Linked DNA regions of Homo sapiens: region 2 is linked to region 1. The links are chromatin loops, found by intact Hi-C in ENCODE. Cell type or tissue: mammary epithelial cell. All regions are shown on one strand. Links, peaks and the distances in the headings refer to the core of each region. The heading gives the core; the rest is flanking DNA.

Region 1 (17,025 bases), core at 7,057-9,556:
CAATCTATGTATAAAGCTTAGCTCCTTTTCAATTCCACAAAAAATCCACCTCCACTACATATTTTTTGTGTTTAATAACTTTACTGAATATACAAAGGGCCACAGGGAGACATCACTTTGAACCTACACAGCATTCTGTTATCCCACTGTCTCTATTCTTTCTTTTCGTTCTTAATTTTTTCCTTCATTCCTCTTCTAAATTGTTTGAAAGTTCTTTCTGTTATCCTGAGAATGCAATTCTGCCCAAAACAAGGTCCTTCAAAGTGTCTACTTTTTTCTTCAGGCACTTATGAGGATATTTTTAGTGAACAAATGCAGTTCCCTTTTTTATACAGATACCTTAATACCTAAATCATTACAATATTTATGAATGTGGACACAAACAAATTAAAACCATTCTTTGAGGGGGAAACAGGGTCTCACTCTCTTGCCCAGGCTGGAGTGCAGTGGCACAACCATGGCTTACTGCAGCCTCAGCCTCCCTGGGCTCAGGTGATCCTCTTATCTCAGCCTCACAACTAACTGTGATTACAGGCGTGCACTACCAAACCTATTTTAAAATCATTTCTGAAATTTCTTTGACAACCTGTAGTTTGTCAACTTTTCAATACTGTTGAGGATCACTTGTAATTTTTGTATATAAAGAGGGAACAAAACATTAACATAATATTCCATCTGGGATATAAGATGCACACTGAAGAATTCAGAGATAAAACATGATTTAAAAAAATAGTTTAATCATCCTATATGCCAGCATTTAGCACAGGGCCGAGAGTCAGACAGTCCTGGCAGTAAACCCCATCTGGGCCCACTTGTAGGCCATATAACTTGGGAAAGTTGTTTACTCTGTGTATTAGTCCATTTTCACACTGCTATAAAGATACTACCTGAGACTGGGTAATTTATAAAGACAGGGAGTTTAATTAACTCACAGTTCCATGTGGCTGGGGAAGCCTCAGGAAACCTATAATCCATGCAGAGGGTGAAGGGGAAGCAAGGCACATCTTACATGGTGGCAGGATACATGGTGGCAGGAAAGAGAGAGAAGGGGGAAGCACCAGGCACCTATCAAACAACCAGATCTTGTGAGAACTCATTCACTCTCACAAAAACAGCATGGGGGAACCATCCCCATGATCCAATCACCTCCCATCAGGTGGCTCCCTCAACATGTGGAGATTACAATTTGGATTACAATCTGAGATGAGATTTGGGTGGGGACACAGCCAAACCATATCACTCTGACTCTCTGAGTTTCCTGATGCACAAAAGAGGTTGTCAGAATTAAATATAATTAAATAAAATTGAATTGTTTATAATGTGTAGTGGCTTTTAGTATTTTATCCAGGTTACTTAAGTTGCTAAAACTTGAAATAGCTCAACATCTAGAGAAACTGATGCTCTTTAATAATCAATTACTCTATTAGCCAGCAGCTCAAAGTGCAGGGATGTCTAACAATAAAACTCTTTTTATTAGTTATAATTAAAATCCTTCTCCCAGAATATGAGAGCATATAGATGGAAACCTAAGTATTAAAGCACAAGTTTTAGATATACAACTGTCATCTACATGATTTGAGTAGCCAGTTATTACAATGGTTTGTTTGGACTGGTAGTAGAAGAAGCAACACACGATATTCAGAAGACTTGACCAGTCATGTGACCCTGGGCAGTGCCTTGATTTCTCTCAGCCTGTTTTCTTATCTAAGAGCATTCTGTTCAGTCCCTTCCACACCTAAAATGATCCAATGACTTGTGGTAATGCTTTGATTGCAAAGTATAATTGCTATTACTGTATTGTTGAAATTAATAAATTATTTATCTAATAAATTAATTTAATCAATAAATTTAGTTAATTAAATTGGCCTAAAGATGCCTCTGTAGGAAACTATATTCTAACTTAAAATGTAAACAAACTATGACCTAACTCGAGAGTGCATTTTTGTAATTGAGTTTTGGCCAATTATAGTAGCTGAACTTTCAGCCAATCACAGGTGAAAACTTCTCAGACATGTCCATATAAGGCAAATGCTGTGCTGTGACCAATCAGGCTCTTTCTGTATATAACTTCCTTTTTCCATCTGTAAATACTGCCTGCCCATCTTGTTGGGTGAAGCATTCTGGACCTTTAGTGGTTCAGGCAGCTGCCTGATTAATACATTTTTTTCTTTGTTAAAATAAACTCTGCTAAATTTAATTTGTCTACAGCTTTTCTTTGAGCAATTGGTGTCAGAAGTTGGATTTGGAGTAGACCTTCAGGGACCCCCAGGAGCACTGAGTGACAAAGTAAAAGTACTCACCAGGGCTCATCGTGCCCATTGATCTCTTGTAACAACTGGAGTCATGGGTGAATTCTGTCCTGAATTTGAGCTCCATGGATTTGTGTGATAAACTCTCTAACTTTACTTGAGCACTTTTTAGTTGACTGGGTCTAGGATCAAATTGGACTTAATAATTAACTAGATTGGATCTAGTTAGAGGCCTCATGTAGGTACCTTTCAAATCAAAAAGGAGTCTGGGACTCTAGGAGTCTGAGACTCCACTTTCTGCCACACTGGCTACCTTTATGTGCACAAATTCTGGGCCCAGAACCTGTATGTTCTGGGGAAAATGGGTTAACTTTACTAGTGACTACAGTGGGGATGTGTTAACCTAGATAAAATTGTTCACTTGCAAAGTGCATTAGAAAACAAATGCAAAAAGCCAAAAAAAAAAATGGAATGCATTCTGTAAGTGGTACAAAGAGGCATCTAAAGGATTAAATGAATCAAAGATTCTCTCTTTAAAAGGTTCTTTACAGAAGGCAAATGAAAAGCATCTTAAAAGTATTTTTCAAAAATGCCAGTCAAAATCTTTAGCCATTGGGCAAAAAATCCTAGTTCTAATGAACAGAAAATATTTGGATTCAGATGTTCTTTAAAAAAAATTGTGTAATTTAAAAAATTCATTTGTAGAGATAGGGTCTTGCCATGTTACCCAGGCTGGTTTTGAATGCCTGGTCTCAAGTGATCCTCCCACCTCAACCTCCTAAAGTGCTGGGATTATGTGCATGAGCCGCTGTTCCAAGCCTAGATCCAGATATTCTTTAATAAATTAGTGAGCTTGTATTATTGCACTGGCACACGGCTAAAATATTAGAATGAAAGCTGTAAGATCTGTTTCTGTCTGTATGTTTATATATGTCTCTATATATGATATCTATGTGTGATATTTTTCTATCTACTTATGATATTGCTAAATTAAGTGCTAAAAGAACTCTAATTGGCTTTAAGAAAAATAAGTGTTTACATAAATGAAGTATTTGTTTAGAAAAATAAGAACTAACCCAAGTAGTTTTCAAGTTCACATGATTTGGGTAATCTTTGATAAATTAGGATACTGTTGGTTTAATTAAAACAGGCATGTCTTCAGATTTTTCAGTACTAAATATAATACAGATGCATGACTTTTCCTACCTAGGGTTACCAATAAAATAAATTTATTTTATGTCTATATTACAAAACTTGTCAGCAAGAAAAATAAGATGATGACTAGCTGCTTAATATTTAACCTTTACAAGCAATCCAAGTGAAATTGTTAAAAAAGTGAGTTAAATGGATGTAAGATAAAGTTCTCATGTAAAAAAATTCTTTCTGTACCAGAAAGTTTTGACATTCTTATCAAGAAAGAAAAGTTGAGGCTGAGGGTAATCTGTAATAACAACAATTTAATTCTCAGGCCTAGCAAACAAACAAACACACAAACAAACAAAAACAAACCCTTAGGAGGACAGACATGCAATTTTGCCTCCTCTACAGTTTCTTATTGCAGAGGGACTAAGGATATTTGGGAATGTTAGTAAATATCTTCTATGCCACACTGACAAATTGTACTATGAGAAAGGATGTGCTTCTAGAAACTATGATCATACATTTGCCAATTTACAGATTGCTGGTGTGACAGACAGTTCACAGCTGCTTGCTTCCTAATGTTCCCTGGAAATTAAAGTCACTAGAGATTAAGAATTCTAATTAATACATGTAAGTAAAATCACTAGAACTAATAATGGAAACAACTCTGTATGCAAGAATACAAGGAAAGTAAGATTTACTTTTGATAAGGAAAAGCTATAAGATATGAGAATGTTATGTTTTGTTAAGGAAAAAAGAATAATTTTTGGACTAAAGTAGAATGACTGGTTTTTCCAAAATGAAAAGAGGTAAAGTACAGGACAAAAACTGAATGATGAAAAAGTTGTAGAGAGTTTGTGAAAGATAAATCTTTTTTTTTCTTGTATGTTCTTTCAATGTAGAAGATGAATCGTGGAATAAATTTCATGTGTGACCAGGCTAGCTAGGATTAGAAAGAACTATTTACAAGTTTTTCTAAAAATTCAGTATTAGTATGAGAACTACACTGATACAAAACTAGAATTTGGTGTTTCTGTTAAAACAACATTTTCTTGGTCTACTTCTAACAGGAAATTGTGAAAGGTTTTTCTTTCCATTTTAGATAATTGGTGTAGGAGATAAATATTCTGTATTTTACTAAGATAATGTCCAGTGCTTCATGCTGTCTTTATTAGGTTTTTTATTTCATAAGAGAACTGAGTCTTCTCTATTAAGAGAGCTAAAGTTTTTCTACAACTATGTAGCTTTCTATATTTGCCTTTGAAGTGTTTTAATTATCACTTTGGTTAAATAAATTACTACTATTCACAGTGACCTGTGATCCTATTAAATATTTTGCTCAAGTGTTTCAAACCTTTGATATTTTGGACAGACTTCCCAAATATAAAATGTAAAATTAAACCTTTTTCTTGACCTTGAATTAACTTTGAGATTTTCCACATGGGCCCTTGGAACACATCAAAAGGATATCCATCCTTACAAAAGATAGATAATAAGTATTTGGGCTTATTTGATACATTAAATTATATGAATAGTACTGTCAAAAATAAGTAATGCTTAACTTTCTTTGGGTTATTTTTGTGTGTATGTGTTATTACTATATGGTTTGGAAATTGTATGAAATTCATAGACATCAAGTTGTCCTCATATAATGCTGGTATTCATAATTCTAGTTATTATCTTAAAATGTTGTATGAAACAGAAGTAACTTCATTTCCTTATCAATTCCATCATTATTGTAGTGAATTTTCATTAGGTCTTTTTATTTTTCTTTTCTTGTCTGTCTTTTCTTGCTTTTTCTTATCTTCTTTTCTTTTCTGTTCTTTTCTTTTTTCAGAGGCAGAGTCTCACTCTGTCACACAGACTGGAGTGCAGTAGTATGGTCACGTCTCACTGAAGCCTTGGGCTCTTGGGCTCAAGCAATCCTCCCACCTCAGTCTCCCAAGTAGCTGGACTACTATGCACAACAACACCTGGCTAATTATTTTATTCTTCGTAGAGACAGGGTTTCACTATGTTGCTCAGGCTGGTCTTGAACTCCTAGGCTCAAGCAATCATCCTGCCTCAGCCTTCCAAGGTGCTGGGATTAGAGTCATGTACCACCATGCCTGGTCTCATCAGGTTTTTAACCATGGCAATTTTAAGTCTTGTCATTCACAGATGGTTAATTGTTTACTATGGTACTTTCCTGGGCAACTATAAGCCTAAAGTGTTTCATCTTCAAGAAGACTCATGAAAAGGACACTGACAAATATAGTTTTCTGATAACTTTAAGATCATACCATTGGACTGGCTAAGAATTCTACAATGAAAAAATTGACTGGTTCATAAAACTGTGAACCCAATATATGTCAGGACAAGAATTAATTAGATATCAGTGAAATGATTTGGCAGACTTTTATGCTAAGTCAGCCAGTACTGAAATTGTTAAGATATGCAATTTGAATAAACTTTAAAAGTTTGATCACTGTCAAATTACCTATGATAACCTATTTAATGAGCAGTACTATTCACCTGAATTGGAGAAACAAAATTGGTATTTAAAAAGACGTAAATGCAATATTAAGCATTAACTCATGAAGAGTCTGGACAGCTGCTTGGTCCTTCCTGAGTCCTTAAAGCTTCCATTATTAAGAGCTCTGAATTCCATATTCATCATGACAGAGATAAAATGATTCAAATTATGAAAAAATATTGATGGCATGACTTTTAAAATTGCTAAAATTTATAACCAATTTTGGTTATAAATTGTCAAACTCATAGTTCTGATAAGAAAATAAAAACTTCAGGTGATACACACCTGCTGGATCATTTGAACACTTAAAAATGGAGTTCCTTCAAGTGACACATTAAATGTATGTTTTCTGGTTGTATAGAAGCTTTCCCATGCAGGAAGGCTGATGCCATAATAATAGCTAAAGTTTATTAGAAAATGTGTTTCCCTTGGCTGGGCACAGTGGCTCACACCTGTAATCCCAGCACTTTGGGAGGCCGAGGCGGGTGGATCATGTCAGGAGATCGAGATCATCCTGGCCAACATGGTGAAACCCCGTCTCTCCTAAAAATACAAAAATTAGCTGGGCGTGGTGGTGCGTGCCTGTAATCCCAGCTACTGGGTGGGCTGAGGCAGGAGAATTGCTTGAACCAGGGAGACAGAGGTTGCAGTGAACCGAGATTGCGCCATTGCACTCCAGCCTGGTGACAGAGTGAGACTCCGTCTCAAAAGAAAAAAATAAAAAGGAAAAAAGAAAATGTGTTTCCCTTATCATTCATTCCTGGAGAAATCTTCAGTGATAGAAGTACTCATTTTGTGTCTGGAATTGGTTCCTTCCGGTGGGTTCTTGGTCTCACTGGCTTCAAGAATGAAGCCATGGACACTCGCGGTGAGTGTTACAGCTCTTAAAGATGGTGTGTCCGGAGTTATTTGTCCCTCCCAGTGGGTTTGTAGTCTCGCTGACTTCAGGAATGAAGCTGCAGACCCTCCCGGTGAGTGTTACAGCTCATAAAGGTAGTGCGGATCCAAAGAGTGAGCAGCAGTAAGATTTATTGTGAAGAGTGAAAGAAGAAAGCTTCCACAGCGTGGAAGGGGACCCAAGCGGGTTGCCACTGCTGGTTTGGGTGGCAAGCTTTTATTCCCTTGTTTGGCTCCACTCACATCCTGCTGATTGGTCCATTTTACAGAGTGCTGATTAGTCCTTTTTTACAGAGTGCTGATTGGTGCGTTTACAAACCATTAGCTAGACACAGAGCACTGATTGGTGTGTTTACAATCCTTTAGCTAGACAGAAAAGTTCTCCAAGTCCCCACCCAACCCAGAAGCCTAGCCTGCTTCACCTTTGAATTTCACTGGACAAGTTGTAAAACAGTTAAATAAGATATTATAAATACAATGGCATTAGGCGAAGCTAACTACATTGATTGGATTGCCTTAGTCAAAGGCAATTATCAACTGATGGCAATCACACTCATCCTCACTAGAAATCTAGGTTGACTGCTTATGAAATTAAATATTTGAAATTATGAAATAGTTACTTCAAGGCTTATTCCGTTAATAATAAAACCTATGGATCTTTTGCTTTTGTAAACTCTGACATGACTCAATAGTGCCATGCTTTGACGCATTATGCCAAAGCACATTTTCACTAGGTAAGAAAAGCCCTTTGTGACTCACAAATTGATGACAAGCAGACCTTTCATGATTTAGAGCAATGAGGTTGGGTCTTTTGGAAATGACACCAGAGGAAGACTGCCCTTGATAGGGACTATACCAAGTTCTTCTTTGCAGCAAAACCTCAGGGTTTTGAGTCTCGTATTCACATCTTTTTACTAAGAAGGGCTCCTCCAGACTCCTGGTGTATATTTGTTGGAGGCCTTAAGGTAAAGATGACCAGGGAAGTTTTTCCCCAGAGGCAGATGGTATCCTAGACATAGACACTTTCCTAAGACCATAGAATAAGATTTCTCTGTCATCACGAAAGCCTTATTTCTCCCCTTTCCCCCTAGTTTTCTGCTGTCTGAATCACTTCCTTTTCCTTAAAGGAAAATCCACGGGAGCATAATCTGTGTGTGGCTTTATCAAAAGCTTATGCCCTAAAAAGAAATGAGAGCAATTGTTGGGTTTGTAGGCTAATGCCACCATATCAGAAAACAATTTCTCTCATGCCAATGTCTGTGTTCCCATTGAGAGTCATCATGAAGCCCTAGAGGAAGAGTGGAAAGCTTTCCTTAAAATTCTAGACATTACTGCTACTTACTTTTCTACACTCACTAGAAATAGTACCACGAACTTTCCAATTAATAACCTAATTGTTACCAAATATAGAAAACATATCTGAGTGATGTCTGTAAAAGGTATATCACATATTCAAGACCTGGGGACTACCAATGCAGGTATGAGTAATTGCTTGTATGATGTCACTGAATTAAATCTGGAAGCTCCTTTTCCACTAAATGTGGTTATGCACCCTTACAGCATACCCTTTGAGTAAGTTTCTCACTGTACCTTACTCAGGAGCTATGTGAACTTGTGGACAAATTTAATTGACTTCTGCTCAAACACCACTAGGTGGCCATCTTTCCTAGCCCCTGAGGGCCTACATTGGGACTGAAGAGAATTTACTTACCTCTTCCTCACTGGTTCAGATTTTGCTATATGGCCTGTCTCCCTCCTACCTTCTGAATAGCTTTTCCTGAAAGTTCCCATTGTATCTTTCATAACCAGAGGCCAAAGCAATCAATAACCAAAATTAGCACAAACCTTGAAATAGATGGAGATAAGTTAGTTTCCTTGGAGGAAATGTTCCTGTGGGGTTATTGGGGGCACACTCTTGGCAGTATTGGGGTGCTGGTTGTATAGAATTTGAAGATAGTCTGTAAATTAGGAAAAATCTTAGATTTTGTAGCCAATGTGACCGCCCAAAAGTTCAGATGCATAGAAGCTGCTCTTTGAAAGGTGTATGAAAACATTCATGTTCAACAAAAATACTTAATGGAGCATCACGCAGATCTTCTCTTTGCCTACATTGAGGACTTGTGTATAGTGCTAAACGAAACTGAATATTGTACTTACCTTTCTCCTGATTTTACTACTACAAAAAGCTTAATTTAAAATGTGGCTGATACTGATGTTTCTCTAGACACTGCCACCAAATACATCAAGGAAATTTCTCACGGGAAAGGAACACATGATGTGTTTACAGGAGCAGCTAATGGTTGATTTGCAGGTATCCAGAATGGTGGAATGGTGGATGGCAGACTTGGCTATTGGAAGGTTTTTTATTGTTTATTTTTAGCCTAATCATTTGGGGCTAATATTCCAAGGTTTTAAAATCTTTATGTGTCTTTTAGTAGGTCTTCAGACTAGTATGACTTGTGTTACCAGGCTAACTACAGAATCAGGCACCTCTTTAAAGGAGGGCATTTTACTACTAACTATGGCCCTTAATCACCGTCATGCCCTGAACAAAGACTATAACCAATAGGACTTGAATACTGTTGAATTGTCTTTATTATTGCTTGAACTTTAAATTGCTTAATTTAGATTATTTTGGTTTGTAGAGACTCCTGTTAAGTAGTGTACTTTAATTTTTTAATTTTTTGTATTTTTCCTCCTGATAACCATTATAATATTCTTCCTAATGTATTGTATCCCTTAAGAGTCTTTCTCTCTCTTTTCTTTTCTTTTCTTTTCTTTTGACAGGGTCTGGCTCTATCACCTAAGCTGGAGTGCAGTGGTATGAGTGGTATGATCTCCATTCACTGCAACCTCCACCTCCTGGACCCAAGCTATCCTTTCACCTCAGCCTCCAGAGTAGCTGGGACTATAGGTGTGCACCACCATGCCCAGCTAATTTTTGTATATTTTTGTAGAGAAGGGGTTTTGCCATGTTACCCAGGATGGTCTTGAACTCCTGGGCTCAAGCAATCCACCTACCTTGGCCTTCCAAAGTGTTGGAATTACAGGCATAAGCCTCCATGCCTGGTCCCTTAAGAGTCTCAAATGCTCATATGGAGCCATCCGTTGTACATCAACTAATCTCATTATAGTTAGAAAAACAAAAATATCAGGAAAACATAAAGAATAATCCAACAAATTCGACATTGTGAATTGTGAATTTTATACTGAGACCAAACAAGTCCATTATGATGGTGAAAAAAATTGGACCTAGGTTATGGTCAATTTCTCAAAATTCAAAGGCTGATAAAAGAGGGGAATTGTTAAATTAAACTTTGGCCTAATGCTGTCTCTAAATGAAGCAAACTATAACCTAATATATATAAATAAAGCATAATATATGTTATATGTATGTTTTATATATATACATTATATATGTATATAAACCTATATATATATATATATATATATATATATATATATATATATATATAAACCTACCTTGAGACTACATTCTTGTAACAAGCAACTGAGTCTCAGTTAACTGTAGCAGCTGAGCTTTTGGCCAATCACAGGCTGCAAACTGCTCAGACATGTCCAAATAAAGCAAGTGCTAAACTGTAACAAATCAGGCTATTTTGTTATGTCACTTCCTTTTTCTATCTATAAATATGGACTGCCCACATTGCCAGGTAGAGTCTTCTGAACCTTTACTGGTTCAGGGTAATGCCCAATTCATGAATCATTTGTTTGCTCAAATAAATTATGTTAAACTTAACTTGTCTAAAGTTTTTATTTTAATAGCACCATGCTCTTTGAAATGCCTGTTCCTTGGTGCTGTAAAGAAATAGCACTTGAACATAAATTCAATTTCCTCAGCAAGGCCATTTCTATACTTTCTGCAGAAAGGGTACACTCACCAGCAGTTTTGCCATGAGAGTACACAGAACAAAGGAGACAGGGTCATTTATAACTTGATGCGTCCACCTTACCACCTTACTGCTGTGTCCGGTTTCCATTGGCTAGAACAGGACCTCACATTCTGTATTTGTCCCGATTGGCTAGCAACTTAGAACACTTTAAAAGAGGCAAAAGCAGAGGAGAACAAAGGAAGGAGGAAGTAACTTGTAGAATGCTGAGAAAAGTAAAAACACCTTCAAATAAGGAAGAGAAACAGGCTATGACCTAATGCTTGCTTGGACTAGTATGAGCACGCCAAGGCAAATATTTAGGCTAAATTGTAAGAGCTAAGAACATAAAGTACATTGATTTCTTTATTATGGCTAGCAGATAGTTAAGAATGTTACTATAGGTCTTTCAATAAATTTTGCTTTTAAGGGAAGTTACTATTTATTCCTAATTAAATGGGGAGACAAGTCTTTCCAGAGGAACTTCTACTTTACTTTTTACAATTCCTCCTCTTATTTCATAATTCTTCTTCAAACTTGTTTAATATGTTTTGACTTAATTGCTTTGTTTGTCCTTTTAAGAGAAGTAATTTTTCTGAATAAGGTGGAGGAGAGTTAGGAGTTAACTCTGTAAGCATGGCAGAGACAGGTTTTTGTGTAAAACTTCGACGGTAGGGAATAATATAACAGCCTACAAGAATAAGTACACCAATAACAACAGCAAATGAGGTGAGAATTGAAGTTAAAATTTCTTTTTATCTACTGAACAAATGTTTTATTACTTTAGAAAAAGGGTTATTTATTTTATTATTTTTGGCAAGTTTATTGGATAGGGTTTTTAATTCTTGTAGCACTTTTGTTATAATTCTGTCAGGGGCAGTATTTTTAGGAACAAAGGTATAACATTAAATTTTAAGTATGACACAAACATCTTCTTTTTCTGCTAATATTATATTTAAAGTTATTTTATTTTTCTAGGCCATCTGGCTGATAGGTCCTAATTGCTTAGGTATCTCTTTGATGGTGTCCTCAGTGTAATTTATGAATCGTTGCTGATTGTAATAGATATAGTTTATTTAGCCTACTTTTTTTTATAGTTACTTACTAGAACAATGTGGATTTAAATTCTGCAGCTAATTGATTTTGTGCTTTAAACTTATTTGGCACTTCTCACAGGACTTTAATGGCATTTATGTAAACCTGAGGATTAAAGGACTCATAAGGAGTTTCCTTTGGCCTGAGGTGTTTTGTTTTTACCTTTTTAGATTGATGAATTGCTACGGTGAAAGGGATAGCGAATTGGATTAGAGCACAAGTACTGTTCTAATTATTTGGCAGAGTGTCTAATAAAGGTCTTCTACAGTACTACTATACATTTGCTTGGGGATGGCTAAGCATAGACTGATAATCAAGCTCTTGGAAAGACTTGAGCTCCTTGCATTTTTTTTATGCTTCCAAGGAACACCAAATTTTCCTCTTGCTATGAGAGGCATGAAGTAAACTTGGCCATCTGAGATGGAAGCTGGATTGCCCTTGGGGGCTGACCCGTAGGGTGTTGAATTTCAGGAAATAGCAGATAGAGAGCTCGGCATGATGTATTATCCTAAGCCATGGGATTCTGAAAGAGAGCCACCATACACTCCATATCTGGTTGACAAGGAGACCATCCAAGTGGAAAGGGGACAATCTGGGCCTCTGGCCTACCATGTGTACAAGCATAATAATCGCTTTTATTTAAAGTGCGAACGGAATATTTAATTCATTCCAGCCAGGCATTTGCATCTTGATATTTTTGTCTTGATGGCTAAGGTCTGTCTTAGATCTCTTATTTTTACAACAGACAGCTTAGTTTTATTATTAGATGTAGGAGCAACTGGTGTGGGATCTAGAACTGAGGCTACTGAAGAAGGGGAAGATGGGAGAATCATGCATACTTTAAAAATACTTAGGGGTCTTTTCCATTTATGTCAATCTTCATACCATAGAAGCAACTAAGGGCTGGCCTAGAGTTAGTCAAGGTGGAGGTGGTGATAAAGAGAAGGACAGGGTTACATAGATAAGGCTGCCAGTTAGAAGGGGTAGTCCTTTTAGTGAAATAGATGAGGGGTTTTAGATCTGCACAAACCTTTTTTGTGGAAGTCCAACTTTGCTTCTAAGTAGTTTAAAGGACATAGTCCTATTTTCTACAAGGTTGCCAGGCTGCAGGAGCAGAAAATCAGTGTCTTGGCTGCAGCTGATCACAATGATGAGTGCTAGGGGTAACTGTGTCCAGTAGAGAGCCGGGTCATAAATATTTGTGTGAAAAGGCTAGCTGTCATTGATCTTTTACATCTCCACAAGGTATGACAGAGCAAGCATTAAAGGTAATGGTCTGAGGTGAGTCAGACTTAGTTACATTAATAACAAAGAAGCTAGTAACAGAATAAGGAAAGGAAAGGAAGCAATATAGAAGGTATATGAAAATTAAGCTTTCTTTAACTTTAACTTAGTAGGGCTTGATCTTAGTACAGTAACATGATTCTGAAGAGGAAGATGTTTTCTTGACTCGAGTATGGTGGGTCCATTCTTTCTCAGCTGTGTGGACGGCAGTCTCAGTGGTTAACAGCATAAAATAGGATCCTTCCCAGGCTGGCTTGAGTTTTTTTCTATCTTTTGATGAGAATGTGGTTTTCAGGCTGGTGCTGGTGTACTGGAAATTCTAGGAATGGTACTTGTGCTAAAATACTTTCAGTTCTGAGGGAAGGGAAAGTGGAAGATAAATTAAGTGTGTAATTTCTGCTGCATATCCTGGGGCTTGAGGCCTCATGGTGACACCTCCTGCTCCATCTCTGCTCAGCACTGCCCAGGGGATGCTGTGGCCTTGCCCTCTCTTAAGGTCTTGGCCTTCTTGTGGCCTTCACCGCCCCTGTGCACTGTGGCCTTGGGGATGAGGAGCCTTGTGACTTACCCAGCCACTTTTGGGCCTTAAGAAAGCTAAACACCGTTTTATATTTGACAGTGTTTTTGTATGATTTTATACCAGATAAGTTAAATTTTTTATATTAATGTGCTATTAATGTTAAGCTTAATTTTAATAAAATCTTGTAGATATTTAATCTATTTTTGATGTCTGACTATAAGGTAAGACTTTTATAGACTCTTTTTAACTGTTTATAATTTTTGCTAAAGAGCAGGTTAGTGCTTTAAGAAAAATCTATTGTGCTTTTATTTTAATGTCCAGTTCACAGAAAAACTGGATGATACCTCTTTAACTTTAGCCATTATGTTTACACACAGAATTTCCTTTACAATTAACATTTTAAAACTTGCTTAAACTTTTAAAACAAAATATATATTTTTAACTTTTTAATGTATGTAAAAACCTATATTTTTATGCCTCCTTATAATCCTGTTATTAAAAATATATTTTATTTTTCTTACATACCTTGTAAATAAACTGTTTTTCAAATAATTTTACATTCAGGAGGCCTACTTACTTTTTAAATTATACAATATTTCTGGCATAAATTCCTTTTCATAACTTTTCTTACAACTTTCACAATCTTCAACATGCCTTAACTTTCTGCCTTCCTTTTACACTCTTTGTTTTCGTAGTTTCACCTTCTGTGTCTTTCTTTGATTTCTGTCTCTTCCAGTTTCTCTCTTACTTACTCTTTCCATCTATTTATCTCTCTCTCATTTGCACTCTGTTTCTCTCTCTCTCTCTGTCATCCCGTTTCCTTTTCCCCTCCTGAGTTCTCTCGCTCCCACCAACGGCAGGGTCAGGCCACGGCACGGGCCCCACCCCTGCGCATACATTGCCATCTGTTTCTCCTGTTTTTGTTTGTTTGTTTGTTTTCCGATTTCCCTTTTTACTTTTTTTTCCCCTTTCTTCCTACACTTAGTTTCTTGGGCTGGGTGGGATTTGCACAGCTGCAGTCCTGGCCCCAGGCAGTCCCCCACACTCTCCTTCTGGCATCAGTCCCTGCCCTCTTTTTCACATAGAGCCTGGCTGGGGAGAGGGGCTTAACTCTTGGTGTGCCTGGCTGTCTGGTGTCGCACTTGCTGTTTTTGCTGTCTTTCTCCTTTCCCTTCCCCTAGGGGAGCAACCGGCGGGAGTGGAGCTTAGCCTTTTCTTTCCCGGAGAAGAGGGAAAAGGAGAATTTTGAATATATACGTATATATAATTTTTTTTACTACCAGAGGTTTTTGTGAAGTTCAATCCCCTCACCAATGGCGATTTCTCACTTCTTTTTGAGATTCAACTTCTTATCTATGGGGATTTCTTACTTTTTTTTGAGGTTCAACCTCCTCTCAGTGGGAATTTCTTACTTCTTTTTGAGGTTCAACCCCCCATGGGGATTTTTCACTTCTTTCTGAGGTTCAACTTCTTTCTTAATGGAGATTTCTTACTTCTTTTTAACTTCTAAGACATCTTGACTAAGGAATACTTCACCACCACCCCCTCCCCACCCCCGAGGCTTTCTTTCCTTAGTCCTGACTAAGGAATGCTTTACCCCCCATTGTGGTTTCTCTTTTTTCGGAATGTCTTAATTAAGGAATGCTTTACTGCCTTGTGGCTTTTTCTTTGGTTTTGACTACTAAGGAAATACTTTACTGGTTTTTCTGTTTTTTTTTTTTTTTTTCTTGTCTGTGTACAGAGTTTCTTGGTTCATGTGATATGTGAGGATGCTTTACTCCAGGTTGCCAGCCAGTTTTTATTGTTGTTGTTGTCTTTCTTTTTTTCTTTTCTTTGTGTGTGTGTGTGTGTGTGTGTGTTACTGAGAGTCTGGGTTTATTCATCACACTGGGTGGGTCTCGAGTCCTTATCCTTGAGGCTACTGCAGAGAGGCAGAGGACCATGCTTCTTCATGAGACAGGACTGGAGACTGCCTCCATATGAGAATGTATCCCCGTACAGGCCACCAAATTATTTGAAATGTTTGTTCCTTGGTGCTGTAAAGAAATAGCACTTGAACATAAATTTAATTTCCTCAGCAAGGCCATTTTTATGCCTTCTGCAGAAAGGGTACACTTGCCAGCAGTTTTGCCATGACAGTACACCAAACAAAGGAGGCAGGGTCATTTATAACTTGATGTGTCCACCTTACTGCTGTGTTCAGTTTCCATTGGCTGGAATGGGACCTCACATTCTGTATTTGTCCCAATTGGCTAGCAACTTACAACTTTTTAAAAGAGGCAAAGGCAGAGGAGAACAAAGGAAGGGGGAAATAACTTGTGGAATGTTGAGAAAAGTAAAAACACCTTCAAATAAGGAAGAGAAACAGGCTATGACCTAATGCTTGCTTGGAATAGTGTAAGCATGCCAAGGCAAATATTTAGGCTAAATTGTAAGAGCTAAGAACATAGAGTACATTGATTTCTTTATTATGGCTAGCAGATATTTAAGAATGTTAGTATAGGTCTTTGAATAAATTTTGCTTTTAAGGGAAGTTACTATTTATTCCTAATTAGATAAGGAGGAAAGTCTTTGAAGAGGAACCTCTACTTTACTTTTTACAATGCTGAAGAGTGGCAATGTGACTATTAGGTACAAAATTGTCATCTTGCCATTAGTGTCAGTTACCATGATAAAATGACATTCAATTTAACCATCATAAAAGCATTGACAGTGGATGAATTAGGATTATAGAATATTGGATTTGATAGACTTTAGTCATTATCTGCCCTCTATTATATGCTGAGATGAGAAAACTCAGTCCCAGAAAGGTGAGGTAACTTTTCTAGAGACTACAAAAGTAACCTAATAGTAGAAGGCAAGAGGGTAAACATTATTGCAGAGTTAAAACAAAATGGTTTGGTAATGCGGAAGCAGAGGAGACTATTTTTGGCTGGAGGGACTCAGGAAAGCCTGAGGGAGAACAACATTTGACCTAGACATTGTAGGAAGGATGGAATTTTAACTATTAGAGGCTGGGGAGGCAATAGTGGAGTAGCATTGAGACAGCCAGCTGGGAGGAGGTCCCCAGAAAAAACTCCAACCAGCATGCACACAGGGATGGAGCCTCAAATATTTGCACCATTTGCAGTGGGGAGGAGCCTGGCCCCTCCTCTTCCTGTGTGGAACCTGGAATTCGAATGACCAGGTGGGAAGCACTCTAGCAGGGGACTCTGGCCTTGTAGAGAGTCCCTGTTTCCTTTTTTTCTTTCTTTTCACCCAATAAAACCCTGTCTTACTCACCATTCAAATTGTTTGAGAGCCTGAACTTTTGTGGCTGTGGGACAAAGAACCCCATCTTTAGCTGAACTAAGGAAGAGTCCTACAACATTTTTGGCACCCAACGTGGGGCTTGAGAAGTGGCAAGTGAACTGGGGACTCAAAACCTCTCAACGT
Region 2 (17,025 bases), core at 5,029-7,528, 540 kb after region 1:
CATGTCTACTGCTAAAGATAGAGAAAACTAAAAGGCCAAACAAAGCCTTTATGTTGAAATGTAGAGAAAAGCATGTTTTATTTTATTTCTCCACACTGGACATCTGGATGATCCTAGAAAAGTCATCCTAAATTGCTCCAAGCATGTGCTATGCATTCAATAAAGGTTCCATCAAAGGTCTCAGAGAATAGAGAGGGGGGGAAAAAAAGCATACCCAGGAAAAGAAGAGAAAAGAGAAAAGAAGGATGGGGATCACGATATTTGAAGGAAAAGATGCACGTTCATACTGATCACACAAAGAAAAGTGTGTGAGAGTGAGGGCAGGCACTCAGGGACTCTTTACAGATTTGTTGTTGACTGGAGAAGTGTTTGAACTAATAGGAAATATAATTGATTGGAATTGATATGTTTAATTAAGTTGCAAAAACTCAAGCCTGGCCACATAAAAAATTGTGGTCTTGATTCTGAAGAAGAAAATACTCTCTTCTATTCAACTGTGACTGAGGATCCCACACATCCCCAGCAGAGAAGAATAGCCTTTCTACCCCTGGACAATTACTCCTTCCACCAAGCGTATGTCAACAGACAAATGACACTAGTGTCAAATATGTTCTAAAAAGGTTTTGGTAAAAAGAGAAAAACATCCAACTGATTGAACCTTAGGTATGTAGTATTAAAATAGCATCTCGTTTAGAGTGTCTACAACCATAATGCAGCTATGGGAAAGCCATTGGTGGGACATAATAAGCATTATGTAGGGGCTCAGTTTCCAGTCACAGTTGTGCAGCTAGCTGGCTGATCTTGTGCAAATCACTTCAGTTTCCTCATTTTGCCAGTAAGAGATTTGGAAGGGCACCCTCTCTAGCTCCTTCTGTCTCTAATAGTTCATGGGGTATGGTTGTTGCATTTAATCATAACAACATCGGATATCTTGCAAATCAGGCCTTCACGGACATTTAGCAAACCATCTCCACCATCACTGAGGAGATAGACTCTTCCAGTGCAAGTCTTTGCAACTACAAGTAAGGTCAGATCACCACAGCATATCTCCCAATGCATCGGATTGTTAGACTATGTCAGTTTCTCCAACTTACTACATGAAGAGGCTGACTGACATATTAGAAGCATTGATGCCTTTAGCCTCCTCTTAATTCTTAAGTCTACCGTTATTTTAAAAACAACAAAATCCTTAGATGTTATCATACTTTTAATTTTTATCTATAAGGCCACTTCAAGCACAGCTGTTACTCATTAGATCCAGTGGCTGAGAGCATTTGATTACTACAGGAAAAGGAAAAAGGGAAATCAGTAAAGTTTCATTTACAATCTGCTTTCATTGTAAAATAGCAGAAGTCCTGAATCAACAAGAAGATCTGCTTGGTACTAAAAGCATAAATATGCTTTCTTAAAACAGCGGTAAATACTGTGGGCACATTTCCCAGATTTAAAGTACTATCCTAATTCTGTCTTATTTTCCCCATAAGTACCCTCATACTTCTCAACCCGTGTGACTAGCTTTTGAATAAGCAAATGCAATTATATAGGGAATATGCCTCTCCTAGATGGAAATATAAATTTTGCATGCACATACACATAGACATTCACAGAATTTTCATATAAATTTCATAAGAATCATTTCCACTCTACAACGAAAACAGCTGTTCTGTGTGAAAATCTTGAAGCAAGGCTGGATCCTGTCTGCCAGGAATACTGGAGAAGGAATTTCGGCTCCCAGAATAGGTTTGGTTTGATCATTTATAAGCTCTCTTTCAACTCTGAATTCAAAGTTTCTGTAAGTTACTATTTTTTCCTAAATTCATTTTAAAAAATTGATCAAACCTTTCTACCGTGTTTCATGTGTTGGCAGGTACTATAAAAAAAACACAAGTGAGAAACTGAAACCTTATGGTGCTGAAATTTGGATATATTTGCACCTGGGGTTTGGACTCACTTGCACCTGGAAACCAAAGTATGTGGTAATAAAGTCCTTCGTGGCGACAACTTTCCTCCAGGAAAATTGCAAAGTTCTTTACAAAACTAAGCCTCTCTTTGCTTCATGGAATCTCTGTGTGGTGAAAACATGAAAAAAAAACTAGTAATAAAATATGTATAAATAAGATGGAATTATTGCTCCCAACCATTTTTCTTTGTGGGCACAAACCTTGCCTGAGTTGTATACTATGCAGACCCATTGCCTTGCCGCTACATCTCATTTTCCCCATTCGGATCAGATTTCTTAGAGAATAAATGTCCCTCGATCTTGTGTCTCCTCTTGTAAATTTAGTCTGATTCAAGGTCTGAGCTTCTCATCTTTTCGATCCAACTTCCAAAGAAATTTTAAATAATAAATTGTCAGCTTCCATCATACTATCCACACTATCAAATTTCTTATTTCTAATAGTTTTTCTTTTAAGAGTCTAGCTGAGTAAGTTTTATCTAACAACATACATTTCCAAATTATTTACAACAGTGATTATTGATTTTAGTGGGGGCTGGTGGATAGGGAAAGTGGAAGATCACAGCCCAGCAAAAAAGTCAACTGTTGTTCTTTCCTGGTACCCTTCATAAGAAAGGCTGTACTGCCATATCAAATATCCTCTTTCCTGAGAGCCTGCCTCTGAGATTGGTATGTGCAGGAAATTACATCATACTAGAATTTGGTCATACTGACCCTAAGTACACCCGTATTCCAGTGTTTCTCTCTTTGACCCCACCTCCCTAATCACACTTGCATGCTGTCTCCACTCTTTATAGTATATTTAGAACCTTTCTACAGCATTTTCTATTTTGCGAGTCATTTATCAATGCTAATTCATCTCTTCTCACCCTGATTCCTTTGAGGTAGAGCCCTGTAATTAGTAGTAATAACAAAACCATGGTATTTAGCTTTTCTATAGCTTCTGTCTCCTGAGAATGCTACAAATATTAACAGCACACATTGCAGTCTCCCAGAATTGCTTGGGTCACAGAAGGACTGGGGAAAAATGCTGTGACTAGCCTAAGTGGAATAAATTGAAGGTTGGGTTGGAAGTGAATCAAGATGCTGGTGTTAACATGCCTGAATATTTAGGAAAAGTTCCAGGATCACTTCATGATGAAAAGCAATAAGGCTGTCAAAATTTGTCTGGCATATATATAGGATTAGGCCAAGTCCTAAAATTTCCCAAGACACCTCAGGGTCAAGGGCTTTCTGCAGAAGGTAAGCCTTTTGATGATATAAAAATTCTAGAAGTCTCAGTTGCAGAAAAATGTGAGAGATGCATGTGCGTGTGCACGTGTGTCTGTGTGTGTGTGTGTGTGTGTGAGAGAGAGAGAGAGAGAGAGAGAGAGAGGATTTGTTAGTTCGTTAAGGGGTTTCTTCCACTTATTTCCATGAAGATTCTCTATTTGACCCATTTTAATCCCCAATACTTGTTGTAGATGATTACTTCCTATCTTGAAAAAAAAAAAAAAGATTCAACTAGAACAGACCTGGTTCTTAAAAAATAGTAGAACTCTAGTGGCCTGAATTTAAAAAAAAAAAACAGCTTTAACTTTTCATCAAATACACACAACAATTTAAGAATAATGTAAGGTGATCCCTTAACTACATTCTAGAAAGTTAGCTACATTGTAAAATATGTCAAGAGTGAATTAAGGAAAGATATCCCGACAGGCTCACCAATTCTATTTATTGGAATTTTGTAGGCTGTTATTTTGAGTTAAACCCTTCAAATTAAGAATTTAATCAAAAGTATTGAAACAATGGAAAATAAATTGGGTTCTTACCCCATAAGGATTTATGTCAGTTATTAGAAAGGGCTTCCTGATCCTGGACAATTGTTATTAATAATACAAATGTATATTTTTCCTGGAAATGTAAACCTGAATAGATCCAACTTCAATTTTGGTCTGCCAGGATAAAAACAACTTTATTATGGAATTGGCTCCTCTCTCATGGCATGACTTTCCATTTGATATTATATTTATGTGTATATCTAGAGTCTAGATTCTAGACCCATATATGACCTCTTAAGTTTCCTAAAGGACAGGGAGCTTTGTATTCCTCATAGCACTTAACACAGTACCAAGCACACAATAACTGTGCATTAAATATTTCTTGAATAAATGTGCTGATAAGGCAGGCTTAGAGAACACTGCTTCCCCTCACCCTAACAGAAGGCCCCATAGTGCTCTGAAACTTGCTGCTGGAACTCTGTTGACCACAACCCAGAGCACAGGGTTAATATTTTCATCCTTTACGTTAAACCATTTGGACTATGCTTCATTTTGTTTATTTTCAATACTATCTTTGTCACAACACATAAGAGTAGAAGAGAAAGCGGGAAGGAGAGGAGGGGAGAAAAGGTGAAAAGAGAAGGGAAAAGAAAGAAAGAGAGAAGAGGAAAGAGTGAAATTAAAGAAAGCAATTGACACAACAATATATCTGAAATAAAAACAAAAATATTAAAAAGAACTAAAAAAGGTGGGGGAAGAGAGGCAGGCAAGGAGGGAGGGAGGAAGGAAGGAAGAGAGGGAGGGAGGGAAGAAGGAAGGAAAGGAAAGGAAAGGAAAGGAAAGGAAAGGAAAGGAAAGGAAAGGAAAGGAAAGGAAAGGAAAGGAAATGGAAGGAAAGGGAAGGAAAAGGGAATAAATTTCTTCTTAGGGATGTCAGAATCCATTTGAGTGGCAACTCTATAAAAGCAAGCTGTTTCTCATTATTTATGTAAGTTTGATCTGATTAAATCCATCAACAGTTTCTAAAAGACATTACTTTATATTTCACTCTCTGGTTGGCTAATAAACATTTTTTAATCCACTCTTTGGTTGCAAACATGCAACCCATCTGCTTTATTTCTTTCATTTATTCATTCAACAAATACCTTTTGCACAACCATTTTCCAGGTCTATGATTGGCACTGGAAAAACAGTGGTGAATAAAATATGGCCCTCACTTGAAAGGCTACATTACCTTGCTCTCTCGATAGCTTTCAAAAACACAAATTAGTGTATTATCCATCCCTAAATTTTGTCAAGCATCTTTTCATTACATTATCCTCTCAAGCCTCTTTTTGTCTGTCTAGATAAAACCACGAGTACCTTCTCTTTGGAATCAAGCCTTTTCTGATGGACTATGTCTGACCAGTTCATGCATTTCCTTATTTTGATGCTCACAGCAAAGACTGCATCGAGCTAACTTGCTGTTCTCTCTGTAGTCTCTTACATTTTCTGAAATATCCATCTCTCTGAATATCTTCTAAATTTAATTTTACTGATACCTTTCCCAGAGTCACAGTTCCAGGGCCTCTCTGGTACATAATTCAGGTGGCACATATTTAATCTGCCCTGACCCAATAAAAACATTTGAATACTTAAAGTCTAATTTATATTATAATTATTCTTATCACACAAATTCTCATATATAGGAGGAAGCAGGGAAGTTGAATTTTACCAAACACTTATTTTCTCACATTTTCAAATTCAAAAACTAGGCTGGTAATGTTAGCTATAGATTGTGCTTATGAATATTATTATAAATAAATGCTAAGATCCAACTGACTTTCTCATACGCACCACACACACCTGAAGGGTTCAAAGGAGCAAAATTGATTATTATAACTTCTCTCTCCAAGTCTATTCTAAGTGATGAATATCTACTCATCTGCCACTATTCAGCTTATAGTTCATATCTCCCATGATGTTTTTCTTTACCCACTGAGCTGACAAGTTCATCCTTGTGACCCTTCTATATCCTGCCTTGATCCTGACTCCATCGCAGAAGCCATAACATGCAGCTGATTTAGGGTTCATATGTCTATCTCTGCTAAACTATAAGCTCATAGGGGGCACGGACCAGACCTTATCTGATGCAATATTTCTAATACTTATTACAGTGCGTGGGACATTATAGGTGCTCAGTAAATGTTGAAAAAATGGGGGGGGAGGGGAGGAGTAAGGATCTTATATACAGTGAAATGCTAACCAAATGCTAGCAAGAGCTAGAGACCTGGCAGCTCTTGAATTTTCCAAGCGATATATTGTATGGAATCTGTTGAGAAGTGTTTCATACAGATGAGGAATGCCAATCCAGTCTTTCTCAGACAAAATGGAACCAAATCTTTACAAAGTTTTCTCTTTTTGGATCTCTCTCCCTCTCACACACACACACACACGCACACACACACACCCACAGAGAGAGAGAGAGAGAGAGAGAGAGAGAGAGAGAGGGAGAGAGAGAGAGAGAGAGAGAGACGGAATATTAAATCTCATCAGTTCGGCTCTACAGATGCTTGGTCTTTATGACAACCCAACCTGTGTATCCCATGCACTCCCCACCTCACTCCATATCGCCACCTGGTGCCCAAAAGCAAGAAAACTACCTAAAAAATGAAAACGATTTTTTTAAAGCTGATAAGTATCAGGACCTTGGAACCATAAACTGAAAGTTTAAAACAAAAACAAAAACATGTGCTTCTTGGCATAGACATCTGGTCACAGGCATATAAAGATTAAACACACAAATCTTCCTCAAAACTCACCCTTGTTTCCACTCACATCTTTATGAATGTTCTCAATTGTTGCAGCCCCATGGACTACCTTCCCACATAGATTCCATGATTTAAAACCTTTTCTACTAAATCAACTATATTTTGTCATTTGCATTAAGTAAATTCAAAATTGTCAGACTATGATATCATTTAGCCTGAGATAGCCAGGAATATTGTTCATTCATTGACTTATTCAGCTCTTTAATGAGTCCCTACTTTGTTCTAAGAACAGTACACAGCTCCACAGAAAGAGTCTCACTAAATTATTATCAATCCTGTCAAAAATCTTAAGTTCTTCTTTTGCTTATAGAGAGTAAACATACATTTTTATTAATCTTTTTGAAATAACAGAAAAAAAAATAAAGGTCCTCTATTACTGCCCAAAGAAGTTAGGGAATCTGAGATGGGGAACCAATGGATTAGAAAAGAGCATATTCTGATAGATTAAATACAACTTCAGATCAATAATTCCTGAAGAAAAAGTCTCAAATATCTATGTTTAGCTCAGTTAATCTTTCATCTCATTATCAATATGCTATTGATTTCTAATGTATATTGATAACAATTATATTGTCACAGAACTAAAAACCAAAAGATGCATAGCTAAAGAATAATATGAATTTCACTTGAACTTGAGTCAGCACAAAATTATCAAATAAGTTTCAGTACTGAAATTAGCAAGTATATAGTTAAGATATGGGAAGAAAAAAATGTCAGTCAGGAATTTCCTGTAAACAGTTCCCAGAACAAAGACAAACTCTTCAAGTGTCACAATTAAATGGGTGCAAAAATCAGTACAACATAGTAAAGTTTTATATGTTAAATATGCCCATTTATTTTACTTTGCAAGCATAGCAGTTTTATTATTTTGGTCTTATAATGTTTCGTCTATGAAACGATATAGTCAGCAGACTATAGGAGGTTTATTTAAATGTTTTTATTTAAATAAGTCAATATTCATACCTTTTAAACATAAAATTTTATTGGTAAATAAATTTCATAAATCTGTATAACCCTGAACATTCACCTGAAATTAATTTTCAAGGATATTAAAAGTTAGAAACTGTTGAAACATACCGGACAAAGCTATCTTTAAGAGTAAATTTTTAAAAATTCTATTACTTTTTCAAATGGATTGGTTAAATAAAAGCAATTTTTAAGAAAAATAGAAAAAAAATAGATACCTTAATTTTCTGCCTCAGTACAGTCCAGTTTCAGAAATATATATTAACACTATATAACATTACAGTTTTTGGACCCACTTTGTACTTGGAGTGTTAGTTTTCCTTACATTCTTATTTTATACTGCTTTCTGGGTCCAAAGTCAACAATGAGCTCCAGGATTTATTTCATCTCTCAAGATCTTTAGGGTAATAGAAAAATAATAATAATAGCAACTTTTGAGAAGTATGACAATGAATTTAGAGGTCACATAGCAAGTGAATAAATGTATGCCTACATGCTTGACTTCTAAATTATAGAGTAAGCAACACATTGCTTCTCAATCAAAATATTCTTGATGATTAGCTATTTCTCTTTCCCGGTCCTTCTCTTTCTCCTTTCTTTTTCCCCTTTTTCTCACCACAGAGCTTTTTGAATTGAGTAGAAGTATTTGGCCACTTGCTCTTTGACCCCGGTGTCTCCTGAGACTATATATTCATTTTGAGAATGAGTCCTTTTAGTTACCTAAAGTGTCCTCAGACTAAATTGTTTCCAGATGTTTACAAATATTTCAAGGATATATCCACACAGTTTTTATGGCTGAGTGATAACGGACTCCACAATGTCTGTTCAATTGTAAAATAAGAATCAAGCACATGCTATAAAATAACTTCCATGAAGCAGGGACTTGCTACACACGAGGCACAATGCTAACCATATCCTATACATTATCTTACTTAATGCTTACAAAAACCCTATAAAGGATGTATTATAATCCTCATTTTAGAGAAAAGGAAAGTGAGGCTCAGAGGGCGACTTCATAGAACAATTAAGTGACGGGAGAAGGGCGCTATATCAAGTCCATGTTCTTAGCCCTTGTGTCCTGCTGCTCTGTCGAAGCAAACGTCATCTACTGTTAGCTTAAGGCAGGAAAGAAAAGACAGAATTCACAAAAGTTGGGGAGCATCCCTGAGCATCCAAACAGATTGCCTTTAAGAGGCTAGAGAAGGAGACTTGTAGGCCAAGAGTTCTTGTTTAGTTTCAATAAATGCCTCCAATGGGCTTGTTCACCAAATATGCTTTCAACAGACTGTAAATGTGCAATGCAGACATTTTCTCATCGTTTAAAAACCAGCCTTCACAAATGGGGTTTTGGAAATTGCCTGTTTCGTGTTTATTTTGTTCTTCACTCACAACATTCTGACTTGTAAAGTTAAAAAAAAAAGAGAGAGAGAGAGAAATCCTAAATGGTCAAGATGACCTTTTTGTAAAAAGCTCTTCTTATCATAGAAATTTTGCTTTTTGTTTAACCTTGTGGTACTCTGAGGGTGGGGGGCTGGGGGAGGATGCTTAATTAGTAAGAAAACTTGAATGACGTGCATTTGGGATGGGACTGGAGAAGCGTCCAGTCAATTCTTGTTTATTCTAACTAATGGAGAGAGGCAAGGCATAACCATTTATAAGGCACTCAACCAATGTTATTATAGTTCTGTCTCCCACATTACATAGTTTCCTCATTTTTGTTTCATTTCCAAATGATTTTGAACCCTCAAAGTGTAGATTCTCTGATAAGGAAATAAAGAAACTCTGGAGTGTGCAAGTTAGAGAGAGGTGTCAACTATAGATTTTAAAAGAATACACCAAGTGGTAAATCCATATGCAGGCAATTAAAAGGTGACTCTGTTTGTTCTGGAAATATCTCTCATGGAATCGACTGCACAAGCCGCTGCAGCCGCCCGTCTCCTACCAATGCGAAATGTCATCTATTCATGCCACCTCCTTCTCTGTTCTCATCAAACAGCTACCCCCTAAGGCTAGAATTTGAATCAGTGTCAGAATTGCTGACCTTGGCAGGTCACATTTTTCTTAGACCCACTCCCCAAGGCTCTACACAACTCTCAGACTTTTGACCTTGCTGAAAACTATGGGATTATTGGAACAAGAAATTCTATTCCCCACGTCTCTTCCTTCCCTTCTGCTTCCCCTACGCCCCAGTGCTGCTGTAGCTCCTTTTAAAGAAAAGCTCGCTTATGAAGCACAGAGCTGCTTGCTCTTGCCCTCTTAGGTTTTTAGTCCTCTAAGCTAGCATTTTTTCCGAGCTGCCATTTTCCACTCACCAGACAGTATTTTTAAAAAATATCTGAAACGTAAATAGCAACTTGTTTTTTTTTTTTTTTTGTACCCTTAACTAAGGATCTATCAGGCTTTTTTTTAATGTAATGTTGTTTTAAATCATTTTTAAGTGAGCTTAATGCTGGTGAAAGGTGCCGGATTGACAGCCTTGGAGGCAGACGGTCTACATTTTAACTATAACAGAGTGAAGCAATATTGACTACAGCCAATGAAATTCACAAGCCTCACCCTTCAGTTCAGTCTCTTGTGGGAATGAACAGGTATATGTCCAATTGAATTTGCTTGTTTAGTGTTTATATTGTTCTTAACTCTCAATAGTCTGACTTGTAAAAAAAAAATCAATTACACTCAAGTTGCATTCACATGCTGCCTTGTGCACTCAAGGCCTGTCCTTATATACCCTTGCTAGATATGAAAAATCCACCCTCTGAATCCCTAGCAGCTTGTTACCCTCTTATTATATTAGAGCTTCATAGAGGTATTCATTAGACTTCAAACCATGTATAACTTTTCCTCCACATTGTGCCCTCTTCAGATCTCCATGATTAAAAAAAAAGAAAGAAAGAAAGAAAGAAATCAAGCAGGCATTACCGTTTTCATTTTACAGGTAGGTAATACAAGCCAAGAGTGGCAGAAATAGAGGCAGGATTGAAATCTAGATTTTCTGACTCCAAATTCCAAAATCTTTTAGTCTCCATCTATCAAAATGAATACTTTTTAAACTTTCAAGTTTGGATGACAGCACTTTCATTCTCAAATCATTTTCCCTCTAAATGTGTCTTGCAGATGGCCTAACAAATCCCCTAGCTCGAGTCAGCCTTCAGAGCACTGCCGGGTTGTTCCTGAGTCAGCTGCTAGCCCACACTTGAATCACCCTTTGACAAGACTTCCCAGGCTGTGGCCTCACCCACCTCACACAGTCCTTGGTGTCCTCCTGCGTCAGGAGGTGAGCAAGGATAATGGGTCCAGTCACAAATGGTGTCAACTGGCTTACTCTGACCCAATTTTCTTCTCCGTTCCTTATTTCAGATCATTAATAAAGACATTAGTGAAAGCTCAAAGAAGAGATAAACCTCAAATAAGCCTTGGTCCAAAACCAATATTTCAGCATCAGGAAAAATATTGATTAAATTTCCTGTGCCAAGAAATTAAAAAACTGGTAGGTTCTAAATTGTAATTTGGAAGTCAGATGACTGCCTTTCTTGTTCCAAGCTTCAGTTTACATGAAGTCTAGTTTTTCTTTTCAAGTACTAAACTTCTCTGCATGGTCTACCTAATCAATGGCATAACTCTAGGTTTATACTGATTATAACTTATCCTTTGCCAAATTATTTTTAAAATCATGAAAAATGTTGGAAAGCTCAAGATGCTGAGAAAAATGAGATAGTGAAGCATTTCTTAACTTTCTTCATGGTGCTACAAACTGCAGAATGCTTAAAGTATCTGAGTTCCAAATCTTTTTTTGTGTGTGTGAGATGGAGTCTCACTCTGTTGTCCAGGCTGGAATGCAGTGGCATGATCTTGGCTCACTGCAACCTCCGCCTCCTGGATTCAAGTGATTCTCCTGCCTCAGCCTCCTGAGTAGCTGGGATTACAGGCGTGTACCACCACACCCAGCTAATTTTTGTATTTTTAGTACAGATGAGGTTTCACCATGTTGGCCAGGCTAGTCTTGAACTCCTAACCTCTAGTGATCTACTTGCCTTGGCCTCCCAAAATGCTGGGATTACAGGCATGAGCCATCCCGCCCAGCCGATTCCAAATCTTTAAAAGCAAGATGTATCTATACAAATAGTTTATTCTGATAGTATTCCAACTAGCTGTTTCTTATGGGTTTAAAATTCTCATAGCCTGGAATCACTTCGGGGTCATACAAAGTTCCATCTGTAAGAAACTACAAGAAAAGATCTGATTAAGTTTCTGAGATAAAATGTCTGTCTTGGAAAAGAGAGGACAAGCCTGAGAAATAGGCATAGAGAATAAAAGACTGGAAGAAGTTGAGGTTGCTATTAACATTTTGAGCAGGTGCCACCTGAGAGCACGAGGGACCATTGAGTGATAGGGAAAAGAGGAGGAACAGGATCTATGACCCCAGGAGCAGATATGTTAAAATCATGCTGAATATGAACTATGTGAGGCACAATTTTAGATCCATCTCGCCAGCTGGATGATTGGCAAGAGGTCATGCCATTCACTTCTTTAATATCCTCCAAAGTGCTTGGCATGATGCTGAATACAATGCATACTTGTTAATCAAAAAACTGGTGGTGGGTATAATTTTCTGATTTTAGCTCCCCTGAATTTTGGTTACTGTTTCATTGTTTGCTTGGAGAAAAGACCTAACTGATTTCTGACTTTTGGCTCCATTAATGCATACACACTAAAAAGAAGAGACTAAGACCTAGGAAACACTAAAAACTTCTGAAGACATTTCAGTTACACAAGTCTTCACATATCTGAATTGCAGTCTTTAGCAATGCTGCCTTCTGATGTTTTGCTAAATTACAAAGAGCTGCTTTTGCAGAATTTAAAGCAGAACCCTTCCTTTCTGGGAAAATTAAAGGCAGTACCTGAATTATAGACTCTAACATTTCAAATAACAAAATCAAAATAAATTGCTCCTATTTCATACCCCACTGCACACAACCAACCACTCCTTCTCCTGGAAGCAGCTGCTTCTAGGGAGCCCACCATGGTAAGGCTTGGAAGTTTGAGAGAAAACCCAGGTACAGAAACAGAGAAAAGATGAGACTGAGAAAAGATGAGACTAAGAAAGATGAATGTCCTAGGTCAGTCCTCCAGGGCAGGCTGCACAGCCTCATTGACATTGTCCTCTCTTTTCCTCTTTCATTTGCTAAACTCCGCTGGCTCCGTCAGCCTCCTGAGCCCCTGTAGGAGTCACACTCTGGGTGCCGACCACTGCTGCTCTATCCTCACCCATACAGCCAGTTCAAGACACCATCATCTCTCATCTGGCCTGTTGCAATAACCTCCTAACTGCTTCTCCTTCTTCCTCTAATATCCATTCTCCATAAAGCAGTTGGGTTGTTCTTTTAAAGACATAAATCACATTACAAAACTCTCCGGTTTCAATGTCTCCCTGGCTTCCCATTGTCATCACACTTTGAATATAAGCCCAGTTCCTCAGTGTGACCTACAAGTCCCTGTCACCTAGCCCCTACATATCTCTCTGACTTTGTCATCTCTCAAAGTCCCATCACTTACTATCTTCCAGTCACATTGACCTTCTTTCTGTTCCTTGGCTATAAAGCTTGTTCCTGCCTCAGGGCCTTTGCACTTGCTGTTCACTTCCTCTGCCTGGAAGGCTTTTCACCCTGCTCTCTACATAGTTAGCTCTCCTTCTTTTCTTTCATATTCCTGCTCAAATAGGCTGTTTCATTTCTTTCATAAAACTTACTAATCACAATTGAATTACTTATCTAGGTGTGTGTTCATTTATTTGTTTATTGCCTTTTTTCCCCAGGAGAATATAAGGTTCAGGAGAAAAAGCAACGTGTTTATTTTATTCACTGCTGCATCCCAGAACCTAGCATAATGACTGGCACATAGTAGGTACTCAAGACACATTTGCCAAATATGTATGAAAAAAAAATGAGTGAGAGAAAGAAAAAGAGATGGGCATGGAAGTCTGTTCTACAAACATAACATTTAAACCTAGGCCTCCAACTTTGTTATACTAACAAATCCCAGGAGATGGGGGCATGGGGTGCCCAGAGTTTATGGAGTGTTTGCCTAGATGATGATAATTCAGTACCTTATTTCCTCTTCAGCTACTGTTCTATGTGTTTATCTTCCTTACGGGGAACTCTAGAGGAGTGAGCAGGATGTGACTGAGGCACCAAAACCTTACTGGCATTCTTAAGCCATGCAGTGTGATAATACTATCAAGGGTGACTGAGAACATGGGAGCACACAGAAGGAACATTGAATTCAGACCTTAGAGGTCAGGGGAGAAGGGGTTTGGAGAAGGCTGCCTAGAGATTAAATTCATCTAGTTCTAAATTTTGCCTAAATTTTGGTCCTATACCAGTAAAGAGAGAAGGGCCATCCCTTTCTTCCTCATTCTGAGCCACAAATCTATTTCTTCCAGGATGCAACATACTAGCTGCTTCCATTTACACTACAGTTCAACTGTATCACCCATCCACCAATCTTTTGGAGGTTTCCTAGGAACCTAATCACAAATTAAAACATTGCATTTGGACAAATGAATTTCCAGTTCCAAACAGCCAAATTAGAAACAACTGTCTGAATCTTTTAAATAAGATTATATTCTTGGCTATAAATATTCATTTCCATAGCAACAGAGAACATAATCAGAAATGTTGAACCTGTCCCCTTTTTGTCAGTGTTTTACAATTCAATATTAGGTGATGCAAATTAGGAGCTTGGTTCCACCTGTGAGTTAAGGTTGTTACATAAATATCTGATTTAATCTTCAATAGACTTGTCAAGAAGATATTTCTATTTTTCCTGTGATTAGAGCTCATAAGGGCTGGGTGGCATGTTCAAGGCCATACTTTTGGAAGGACCATGGTCAAAATCAACTCCTCACCTTCAGGAAAGCTCTCTGGCTCACCTGTTTCTTCTCTAGTACTATCTTCCAACTCACTTCTTCATTTATGTTCACTGAGCCCTGTAATTGACTTCAGATTTGCTGCTTATCTGACATCTAAATGTCTAGTGCTATTAAGAGGGTTTTTTTTTTTGCAAAGATAACATTTTCTGCAGGATTATCTGCAGTTTTAATTTGTAATTCTAGCACAGTCAGGTACCACAGTTACAAGAGTTCTATGTTCCACTGAATAAATGCCACTGAAAAACCATTGAACTCAACCACTTCCTTCCAATTTTCTAGCCACTGGAGTTAGAAAATACTGGAATACAGTAGAACAGAGGGGTCAAGACAAGTTCTGGTTTGTCAATAACTAACTTTGAGGCTTCAGGCACATTGCTCCAACTCCTCTGAGTCTCAAAGCCCTATTGGTAAGGTGGGGGTGGCAATATCTATCACTCAGCACTATTGTGAAAATTTAAACAACATAATTAGTATACATTACCCAGCACAGTACCTGATCCATTATGGTACTCAATACACCTTAATTTCTTCCCTTTAGTTCCCTTCTTCCATTAAGAGACCCAAAGGCACAAGTTAAGTGGAATCATTTCTGAGTCTCAAGGTTAAACACAAATAAATATGGAGACAAATCCGAAGTCTCCTCGCTCACCTAAAAACTGCCTTTGTTGTTTCATTGATACATTTTACATACCCATGGGTTAACAGGAATAGAACCACATTTTACAGTCACATTATAGAAGTCACTCCTACATGGTTCTGGAGTTGTCTTTCTATGGAAGCAATATGCTTGCTACTCAGAAAATTGTATTTTATTTAAACCAGGAAGCCCAGCTGTCTTTGGTAACTGTTCCTCCAAAAGGAAAACTCATTGAGAAGGTGATGCAGCCAGGATAACTTTCAGGACAATCATAACCAATGCCAGCATCTGCAAGGCGTGAACTATGGGATGTTATGACACTTGGTGAATTACTTCTGACGTACTTAATTATGCAACAACAAGATTTGCAGGAGCATAACCACATAGTTCCCCTGAGTATGCTGCCAGTATGCTCCACAAATGATTAAATATAAAATAAACAAGAGCTAACTGTGAATTATGAAGTTGTAATTCCACCAACGGGGTTCCAGTGATGTCATAAACCACTAGAGCAAAATTCATGTCACCAAAGGATCCCAGATGGGCTTAGAGAACTGTAACTCAGTAGTGGTCTCTACTACAGACGTGGGTCCAGGAAACCCTTTCACCTCTGTTTTCTGCCCCTTCACATCTCTACAAGTGCCCTTCTTTCTTGTTTTCTTCCTTCAAGTTTTCTAAAATCATACTTATCCTGCTTTTCTAAATGTAGTTCCTTTTAATTCATTCATTGGTCTATCATTCAGGGCAGATGAACAAATACATCCTTTGGACAACGATTCATAATTATATATACTTCATTAGAAAAAAAAAGCCTGATATTTAATAGAAAATCCATTTAGGACAAGAGCCCTGAAACGTACCTTAAAAGGGGATATTTGAGATATAACTTTAGCATATGTCAAAACTACTAGTGGAATAAATGCAGTTGTCTTTAAATGATACATTTGGATAGGTTATGTTGAAATTTCGTACACAACCTTTTCAAAAATCAGCATCAGAAAAAAGGGAAAATTAAAACTTGGCTTTATCAGACCATAAAAAAGATAAGTAAACAAAATTTCAAAATAGAAATATTGTGCTTTATCAACTGTCTGAAAGTAAGGAAGGACTTTGTAAGAAAAGAAGATAAAGATAAACTTTCATTTAAAAACATACTTAAAACTAAAATTAAATTGCAAACATCATCCATGGGGTAAGTTGCCACTTCTTTGACACATGTTTTTTCTTCTAGAATAAGTGCTAACAACCACCTAAAACTAGTTTTAATATGTACAACCACAATTTATCAATATATGACAAAAAATAAAATGCCTGTAATCCCAGCACTTTGGGAGGCCGAGGTGGGCGGATCACAAGGTCAGGAGATCGAGACCATCCTGGCTAACACGGTGAAGCCCCGTCTCTACTGAAAATACAAAAAATTAGCCAGGTGTGGTGGCAGGCACCTGTAGTCCCAGCTACTAGGGAGGCTAAGGCAGGAGAATGGCATGAACCTGGGAGGTGGAGCTTGCAGTGAGCCGAAATTGTGCCACTGCACTCCAGCCTGGGCAACAGAGCCAGACTCCGTCTCAAATAAAATAAAATAAAATAAAATAAAACAGTTAGTCTTACTTAGAATTTTGACATCCCCTGATGGTTGCCTCACATTGTTTTTCTTGGTTTTATGTGGAGTGCTTAACAAAATGCCAGATGCCTAATAAGTGCTATATGTGTGCTCTTTCTCACTTGTTTGTTCACATATTCGTTTATTCAGCAACCGTTTGTTAAGCCTCCTATAATATAAAAAGCACCATGATAAGTGCTCTGAGGCTTAAACTGTTTGCCTCTGCCCTTGTCTTTAAAGCTGTATGTACTCCTTTGAAGAGATGAGACTGACACTTAAGGAGAGTTAAATAACAATGGAACACACAGGATACAGTGGATGTCACGAGGAAAATATTATTCAATACCAATTGCTATGGGAGAAA

The links. Hi-C counts contacts between places; a loop is a spot of excess contacts. Peaks named below come from ENCODE experiments on the same cell type or tissue, not always from the same donor. Only the 100,000 strongest peaks of a DNase experiment are listed, where the experiment ranks them.
Region 2: a loop joins it to region 1, with 14 times the contacts of the local background. A loop is called at or near these places in 5 of 110 quality-filtered maps.

Annotation. Positions count from the first base shown.
Region 1 is chr1:171,218,392-171,235,416 of GRCh38, reverse strand. The region is part of intron 2 of FMO1-AS1 (FMO1 antisense RNA 1); the gene reads left to right. LOC124900413 (a long non-coding RNA gene) reads left to right here and starts at 11,056. Exons shown (of 2, transcript XR_007066731.1): 1 at 11,056-11,420. RefSeq lists an enhancer at 15,223-15,784. In mammary epithelial cell, for the core only: a CTCF peak has its summit at 8,462 (motif pointing right); a DNase peak (open chromatin) is centred at 8,456.
Region 2 is chr1:170,679,021-170,696,045 of GRCh38, reverse strand. All of the region lies in intron 1 of PRRX1 (paired related homeobox 1), which reads right to left. Among named protein-coding and RNA genes, the nearest start is that of PRRX1, 23 kb to the right of the region's middle. In mammary epithelial cell, for the core only: a CTCF peak has its summit at 6,327 (motif pointing left); no DNase peak of the experiment used is centred there.